2 separate regions of the Homo sapiens genome follow, and region 2 is linked to region 1. A link is an interaction called in ENCODE POLR2A ChIA-PET data of the cell type or tissue named here. Cell type or tissue: Panc1. All regions are shown on one strand. Links, peaks and the distances in the headings refer to the core of each region. The heading gives the core; the rest is flanking DNA. Region 1 overlaps SGTB (small glutamine rich tetratricopeptide repeat co-chaperone beta). Region 2 overlaps ERBIN (erbb2 interacting protein).

Region 1 (4,399 bases), core at 203-4,202:
CAGGTATGGGAAATGCACATTTTTTAAAACTTTGATTCACATATTCTTCATATTCTTATTTTTTTTTTTTGAGACAGGGTCTGGCTCTGTTGCCCAGGCTGGAGTACAGTGCCATGATCTCAGCTCACTGCAACCTCTGCCTCCTGGGCTCAAGCCATCCTCCTACCTCAGCCTCCCAAGTAGCTGGGACTACAGGCACATGCCACCACACCTTGTTAATTTTTGTGTTTTCTATAGAGACGGGGTTTCACCATATTGCCCAGGCTGGTCTCGAACTCCTGAGCTCAAGCTGTCCACCCACCTTGATCTCCCAAAGTGCTGGGATTAAGGCATGAGCCACCACGCCCAGTCACAGATATTCATATTTCTAATAAAAAATATATGAGAGGACTTTTCCCCTATTTTTGTTAATACTATTATTTAGGAAGTTGTTTTCATGATGTGGAGTTACAGATGATTTAAAATGTGGGTAATTTATTATTTATTTATAGTACTCTAGGATGATTCTTTATGTAGCTAAAGGGAAGTGCATTGATTTTTATTTAATTTCAGAATGACGTTCTGCCCCTTTCAAACTCAGTGCCTGAAGATGTGGGAAAAGCTGACCAATTAAAAGATGAAGGTGAATATTTCATACAAAAATGACTTACTTAGTAAAGCTTTCTGAAACTGGAGGAAATTACTGTCAATTGATATAGTTCTGATTACACCACCAAGACTAGATTGTCATAAGTGCACATGGCAATTACGAAACAGAAATGAATGTGATGGGTAAGAAGCCTGGAAGTACAGAATGGCTTGTGGGCAGTACAGTTACGGCTTGCTTCAAGAGAAGCAGATCTGTTGTAAAAGTTGCAGAACACATAACTTAAGGGCGAATTGCTTCGGTTTTTGCTACTTATACTGTAGGATCTCAAATTCTTCTTTAACTTAAAAAGAGGAAAATAGTTTTCAGCATTATTTTATCTTTCATATGTTTAGTGTTTTTGAGTTCTTTGAAATTTGTTAAGGTAGGCACATGGTACTTGTTTATTAGCTAGCACTTTTGATTACTACATTATTAAATTTTATACTAGTTGGCTATTGAAGCATTCTTGGTTTTAAGAAATAAGTCACTGTTGAGGATTTGTGTTCCATTTTTCCATTATGTCAGCTATGTTAAGCTATAGACGGGAGCCAGGTGAGGCCTGTAAGATTTGTACTACAAAGCTTTAGGGTATAGTCCTTATCTTTAGCAGTGAGTGACAGCCAATAAATCCTCTGTTCTATATATAGACAGAGGGTTACTAGGGAATATGCTATGTTCAGAAACATTTTCTAGCCTTTTCTTTATTTCATACCTTGAAGAAGGCAGTTGAGTTAAAAAAATATATATCATGGCCGGGCACGGTGGTCTACACCTGTAATCCCAGCACTTTGGGAGGCCGAGGTGGGTGGATCACAAGGTCAGGAGATCAAGACCATCCTGGCCAACTCGGTGAAACCCCGTCTCTACTAAAAATACAAAAATTAGCTGGGCATGGTGGTATGTGCCTGTAATCCCAGCTACTCAGAAGGATGAGGCAGGAGAATTGCTTGAACCCGGCAGGCGGAGGTTGCAGTGAGCCGAGATCACGCCACTGTACTCCAACCTGGCAACAGAGGGAGACTCCATCTCAAAAAAAAAAAAATATATGTGTGTGTGTGTGTGTGTGTGTGTGTGTGTGTGTGTGTGTATAAAATCAGCTGGTATCTAAAAAGGTGGATATGAAACAATTATACTGTTCCTATTCCTTGGGCATGGTCATTTCTCTAGGTCTGTAAATATATACCTATATCACTGTGGTTTTTGCTTTTGTTTTGTTTTTTTTGAGACAGAGTCTCTCTGCCACCTCGGCTGGAGTGCAGTGGCAGGATCTCGGCTCACTGCAACCTCTGCTTCCTGGGTTCATGCAATTCTCCTGCCTCAGCCTCCCGAGTAGCTGGGATCATAGGCGCGTGCCACCACGCCTGGTGAATTTTTTTGTATTTTTAGTAGAGATGAGGTTTCACCATGTTGGCCAGGCTGGTTTTGAACTACTGACCTCATGTGATCCGCCCACCTCAGCTTCCCAAAGTGCTGAGATTACAGGCTTGAGCCACCACGCCTGGCCTATATCACTGTTTTTAATGGCTGTGTAGTGTTACATGATACTGTTTGAGCATGTCTTACTTACCTAGACAGATAATTTTGTAATCCTAAATAACACTGTCTTTGATATTTTTGTCAATATTTATTTTTGCTACTTTGTTCCTTTTTTGAGATGGAGTCTGGCTCTGTCGCCCAGGCTGGAGTGCAGTGGTGCAATCTTGGCTCACTGCAACCTCTGCCTCCCAGGTTCAAGTGATTTTCCTGCCTCAGCCTCCCGAGTAGCTGGGACTACAGGCATGTGCCACCACGCCCAGCTAATTTTTGTATTTTTAATAGAGATGGAGTTTCACTATGTTGGCCAGGCTGGTCTCAAACTCCTGACCTCAGGTGATCCACCCACCTCGGCCTCCCAAAGTGCCAGGATTACAGATGTGCGCCACCACACCCAACCCTGAATTTTTATATGTTAAGTATTTTATATGTTAAATATGTTAAGCCTTTTATCATTAACTTATAGTATATATGTGTATAATATTTGTGGTATGTATATATACATTATGATATCTACACCTTTGAGGTGACACAGGAAAAGACATACAGTACAGTTTTATAATGTAATCATAAAATGCCATCAAGACAAAGAGCCCAACAGCAACATCAAAGTCTCAATAACCCAGAAAATTAAAATGTTTGACATGGAAATCAAACTATCTTTGCTAATATAAACTTTTTGTTTCTTCATAAAAAACAATGTTAACCTCTCAGTTTCCTTAGAGGCTTTCTATTGATTTCTTTTTTGGGGAAGATCCAAATTAATTTTTTTAACTTGAAAAGATATTTGTTGCGATATAATTCATATGTCATACAATTTACTTCTTTAAAGGGTACAATGCATTAGTTTCTCATATATTCACAGAGTTGTGCAGCCATTACCATAATCAATTATAGAAATTTTTTTTTTTCTTGAGACAGGGTCTCACTCTTTCGACCAGGGTGGATTGCAGTGGCAACAGTACAGATCACTGCAGCCTCAACCTCTTGGGCTCAAGCAATCCTCCCACTTCAGCCTCCTGAGTAGCTGGGACTACAGGCACACACCACCACCCCAGCTAATTTTTGTGTTTTTTTTTTTTTTTGTAGAGATAGGGTTTCACCATGTTGCCCAGGCTGGTTTCTAATTTCTGGGCTCAAGCCATACTCCTGCCTTGCCCTCCCAAAGTGCTGGGATTACAAGGATGAGCCATCATACCCGGCCTACAGAACATTTTTATAACCCCCCAAACAAAAACCATGTGCTTATTAGCAGTCACCCTTTATATTCATTTTTGATTCCTAATTTACAGTAATTTGAATATTCTGTTTTTGTTCCTTGGAAATTTATGCCCCACTCTTCCTGTTAAGCAGCTAATGATCTATTAAGAACAAGGCTAATGTGAGAGTTTCTGGTTTAAGAAAACTGGAAAGAATCACAGATACCTTTGAGATGTAAATCATTCCTCCTAATCTCCATTGTTTCTAATATTTTCTTTTTCTTTTTCTTTTTTTTTAAAGACAGGGTTTCACTCTGTCACCCATGCTGGAATGCAGTGGCACAATCATGGCTCACTGCAGCTTCAACCTCCTGAGTTTATGTGATATTCCTGCTTCAGCCTCCAAGTAGCTGGGACTACAAGTGTGTACCACTGCGCCTGGCTAATTTTTTTAATTATTCTTTTTGTTGAGATGAGGGGGGGTCCCACTATATTGCCCAGGCTGGACTCGAACTCCTGGCCTCAAGTGATCCTCCCACCTTCACTTCCCAAAGTGTTGGGATTACAGGCATAAGCCACCACGCCCAGACATATTTTGAACCATTGGTTCTTACAAGTGCAGAGGACACTACTTTTTCATTTAATGGTATACAAAAAATACCCATAGGAAATCTCTTATTTTGCTGACATTTTATTAACTTAGCTAAATTACTGCCAGATGTATCTGCAGATGCCCTTCCTGAAAATCAGTACTTTGCAGGCTAGCCATGGTATCTGAAATTCTCTTTCTAGAAATTAATCTCTTTAAATCCCCTTTTAAAAAGAGTCTAACTCTGGAAGGGATAGCACATAAAAATATTATCTGCCACTATCATGATAGCATGATTAGTTTTATCAGCTTATCCTCAGCAGTGTTCTGAGAACTTGATTATCAGCAGATGTGTGTTTTAACAGGGAAAGAGTGGAAGACCAGGTCCAGATTGAGATGGTGATTAGGGAGGGTGTTGCATCTGGAACGGGCTGGGGCAGCTCTAAAAGG
Region 2 (4,399 bases), core at 94-4,093, 220 kb before region 1:
AAAGTTCCATAAATCCCAACTTCCACCTAAGTTCTTGAAGTGCAGTCCATAGGCCCTGGAAGTCCACAGTCTCTGGAAGTCCCTGAGACACTTTCAAGGAACCTTCCAGGTCAAAACTGTGTTTATAATATTGAAATGTCATTTTTCCCTTTTCCATTATATTTACATTTTACACTGATGTTGCAAAAGCAATGGTTGCAACAGCTAACACCTTTACAAGAACAAAGGCAATGCCTTCAAGCTGCAATAGTACCACTACATATTCCCAGGTTTATGTCTTTTTTTTTTTTTTTTTTTGAGACGGAGTCTTGCTCTGTCGCCAGGCTGGAATGCAGTGGCGCGATCTCGGCTCACTGCAACCTCCACCTCCCGAGTTCAGGCAATTCTCCTGCCTCAGCCTCCTGAGTAGCTGGGATTACAGGCGTTTGTGACCACACCGAGCTAATTTTTTGTATTTTAGTAGAGACAGGGTTTCACTGTGTTGTCCATGGTCTTGATCTCCTGACCTTGTGACCAGCACTTTGCGCGGTGGCTCACGCCTGTAATCCCAGCACTTTGGGAGGCCGAGGCGGGCAGATCACCTGAGGTCAGGAGTTCAAGACCAGCCTGACCAACGTGGAGAAACCCTGTCTCTACAAAAAATACAAAATTAGCTGGACATGGTGGCGCATGCCTGTAATCCCAGCTACTCAGGAGGCTGAGGCAAGAGAATCGCTTAAACCCGGGAGGCAGAGGCTGCGGTGAGCCGAGACTGCACCACTGCACTCCAGTCTGGGCAACAAGAGCAAACTCCATCTCAAAAAAAAAAAAAAAAAGAAAGAAAAGAAAGAAAATCTTCCTCCCTTTTCCAACCAAATACCTGTATAAGGCTGGATTTTCTTCATATACTTTAGCCAAAAGAACATACTGTAACAGATGGAGTGAAGAAGCAGATATGAGAATCGAGCTGTTTTCTATTAAGCCAAACATAAGAGACTTGCAAAAATATAAAACATTGCCACTATTTTTGCTATTTATTTTAGAAAACAATTATATTTTTATTAAAACAATGTTACACTAACATGCAATAGCTTATTTTCAAATAAATTAATTTTTTTTAATTTCTGTTTTGAGTCAAACCAAAAAGTCTGAGAACAGCTGCCTTAGGACTATTACTATTTCTTGTAATTATACCATATTATAACAGAGTGAATCCTCCTACAGGGAAATGAAATGTACAAGGCACTTAGCCTCAAAGTAAGTTGTCCCAGATTATTTTCTAAGTTATTCAGTCATCTTTCCATTTTTCTATTGCTTCACTGTAACACCACAGGTCATAACTTCACAATGCTGTAAACGTACCTTTCTCACGCCTTCTGGGATACCAAAGAACCAAAAACAGCTCATTATGTACATAAGTAAATGGGCTCTGAATAATAATGGCCCTAAAAGTGAAGTCCCCAGACTCTGTCATACCTGTTGTGATTAAGGAGATGTCATTTTTTATTTTCTAGTTTTTCTACTACATTCAATATGCTTTTAAAGCTATAATAAATAACCTCCAGATAAGTAGAGTCTTATTAAGTGAATTTTTAGATATTCTCCTTTTCTATCGTCTTCCACAAAGTGAATTTTTAGATATTCTCCTTTTCTATCGTCTTCCACACTATCACTTAAAGCCTGGCAAGACCTTCATTCAATGGTGTCTGGAACAAAATTTGAAGTGACAAAAATAGAGTGATAGAGTACTATTGTGCTTATTTCATGAAATCAAAGAAAGATAATTTCAAAATTTTAGGGATTCTGTGTCAGAGAAGACATCTAACTTGAAAGGTAGGACAGAAGAGGAAGGTACAGAGAAGAAGGAACAGAGAAATATATCTGTATGTTTTAAGAGGCCAAAAGTATAATAAAACAAGAAGGTAGAGAGGGTTACAAAGTCTTAATACATAAGAATAAATAACAACCTGGTATTATCTTAACAGTCAATTTTAAGAACACTAAAGAGAAAAAGGAAAACTGAGAAAACAAAGTATAAAACAAACAATGGCCGGGAGCGGTGGCTCATGCCTGTAATCCCAGCACTTTGAGAGGCCGAGGTGGGCAGATCACGAGGTCAGGAGATAAAGACCATCCTGGCTAACACGGTGAAACCGCGTCTCTACTAAAAATACAAAAAAATTAGCCGGGCACAGTGGCGGGCGCCTCTAGTCCCAGCTACTCGGGAGGCTGAGGCAGGAGAATGGCGTGAACCTGGGGGAGGCGCAGCTTGCAGTGGGCCAAAATCTTGCCACTGCACTCCAGCCTGGGCGACAGAGCAAGACTCCATCTCAAAATAAACAAAGCAATATACTGATGAATATAAAGTTAAAATACCAGCATGTACACTTAGTTGAAATGCAAAGGGGATATTCAGAATTAAATGGGCTAATAAAATAAGATCAGATAAACTTTTTCCACTGCATGTTTTGAACAGTTTTTTGAGGTGATAAACATAGACTAACAGTTTGGAAAAGAGGGAAATGGCAAAATATAATTAAGAACGACCAACTGAACACAGAGAAAATAAGGCTAGGTAAATGAAGCTAACTATAAATATAGGAAGCTAAGGGAATCAGAAGAGAAAGCTGAATAGCAGCTAAGTTTCTTTTTTACAATTAGGAAACCTAAGAAGAGACAGCTAAAAAGTGAATCTGAAAAATGGGAGTTAGCAGTAGGCCGGGCTCAGTGGCTCACACCTGTAATCCCAGCACTTCGGTAGGCCAAGGTGGGCAGATCACCTGAGGTCGGGAGTTCGAGACCAGCCTGGCCAACATGGCAAAACCTGTCTCTACTAAAAATACAAAAATTAGCTAGGCATGATGATGTGCGCTTGTAATCCCAGCTACTTGGGAGGCTGAAGCAGGAGAATCGCTGGAACCCGGGAGGTGGAGGTTGTGGTGAGTCGAGATTGTGCCACTGCACTCCAGCCTAGGCAACAGAGCAAGACTCCATCTCGAAAAAAAAAAAAAAAAAAAAGAGGAAAAGACAAAGACATCTTTAGAGGTTTATAATAGAGATGTATTCCCAGAAAAAGAAAACGGAAGCAAGCATGTAACAAATTCAAGAAATGAATGAGCAAGGCAAAGAGTCAAAATGCAAGCAGCCAAGTAGGGTATGTAAGGAGAATCTGGATAAGCAGCAATTACGAAAAATAAAAAAGAAACTGCTACCCAGCATCACTAAAATTCTGCATAATCCCAAATACTCTGTAAGTACTGCCATAATCTATTTCCAAAACAAAAGCAGCTTAAAGTCTAAATCGTATTATCCGTAAGCAATTATTTCAAATAAGTAATTTTGAAATATACACCTATTTTCTGAAACTTTTAACTATTTCTTAAAGGGTATTATTTACTACTAATAGTGCAATACCAACAATGTGTAAAATAATCGATTTTTGAGATTTGCCAATGATATATGTTAATGTATCTATAGTTATCACTTCATTAAGAAACAGCATACAATAAAAATTTGGTTTCCATGTTTGTACCTCTGTAAGCTTTTTATACATAAAGTTTACAATAGTTTGATCTCAAATGGCAAGGAGACCTCGTAACAGTACTACTTGAATCAGTTGAAGTCCTGAAAATTCATGATTACCTTCAATAAACAGAGCCTTTAAGTGTGTATTTTGTGCAATATAGACTTTGGAAGTACTCTCTATTTGCCAATTTAATCTTTGAAAATCCACACCATACTAGAAGAATATCCAAATTTTGAAGCCATTTAAAAATATTTTAACGGATGACTCCTCTATTAACCTCTTTTCAAACCTTTGTCACAGTTTAAACAAAGCTTCGAAAATACTTATAGTTTCACAATAGTATAAAACCTAAAATTTAAGTTAATTCGGTGATAAACTAACAGAATTCCAAGAAAACTACGAAGTAAATTATGCCTTGTTGAGGAGAAAAAAAAGAAACACAAAGGTGAACACCTCACTTCATAAAACGTGTTGTCTGCATCGAAACATACTACTCTTCTCCTGAGAAAAAAAATCAAGAACTAAATCTAAAAATAGAGGCTTAAATAGTCATTTTCAAGTGCTACAATACTTTTTTTATACAAAATTTACTAATAAATAACCATCTTCATAAAGCGATAATTCTCTGTAAGGGACTTGCTCTATTAAGGTTTTGTTGCTTTTGAAGCCAAGTATAAGCCATATAAGGAAACTGAAGTTCAATGCCATTTATTTTGTTCACCTCTTTCAGATGCCCAAGAATAACCTCTTTTGCAGCCTAATGATACGTTCCAAAATCATAAAGTAGATGAGTTATGCACTTTAAATTCTTTGATAAAGCTAGTTTGACTTAACAAGAATTATTCCATGGTTCACAAATCTTACCAACAATGAAAAAAAAAAAGAATCTCCTGA

Evidence for each region. ChIA-PET counts read pairs that join two places held together with the same protein. Peaks named below come from ENCODE experiments on the same cell type or tissue, not always from the same donor. Only the 100,000 strongest peaks of a DNase experiment are listed, where the experiment ranks them.
Region 2: POLR2A ChIA-PET joins it to region 1 with 5 read pairs; 3 of 35 experiments call an interaction of 5 or more read pairs at or near these places.

Annotation. Positions count from the first base shown.
Region 1 is chr5:65,704,712-65,709,110 of GRCh38, reverse strand. It overlaps SGTB (small glutamine rich tetratricopeptide repeat co-chaperone beta), which reads left to right. Exons shown (of 11, transcript NM_019072.3): 4 at 553-622. Among named protein-coding and RNA genes, the nearest start is that of SGTB, 15 kb to the left of the region's middle. In Panc1, for the core only: no CTCF peak of the experiment used is centred there; no DNase peak of the experiment used is centred there.
Region 2 is chr5:65,928,236-65,932,634 of GRCh38, reverse strand. The region is part of intron 1 of ERBIN (erbb2 interacting protein); the gene reads right to left. Among named protein-coding and RNA genes, the nearest start is that of ERBIN, 3.9 kb to the right of the region's middle. In Panc1, for the core only: no CTCF peak of the experiment used is centred there; no DNase peak of the experiment used is centred there; H3K4me3 peaks cover 1,024 bases; H3K27ac peaks cover 1,212 bases.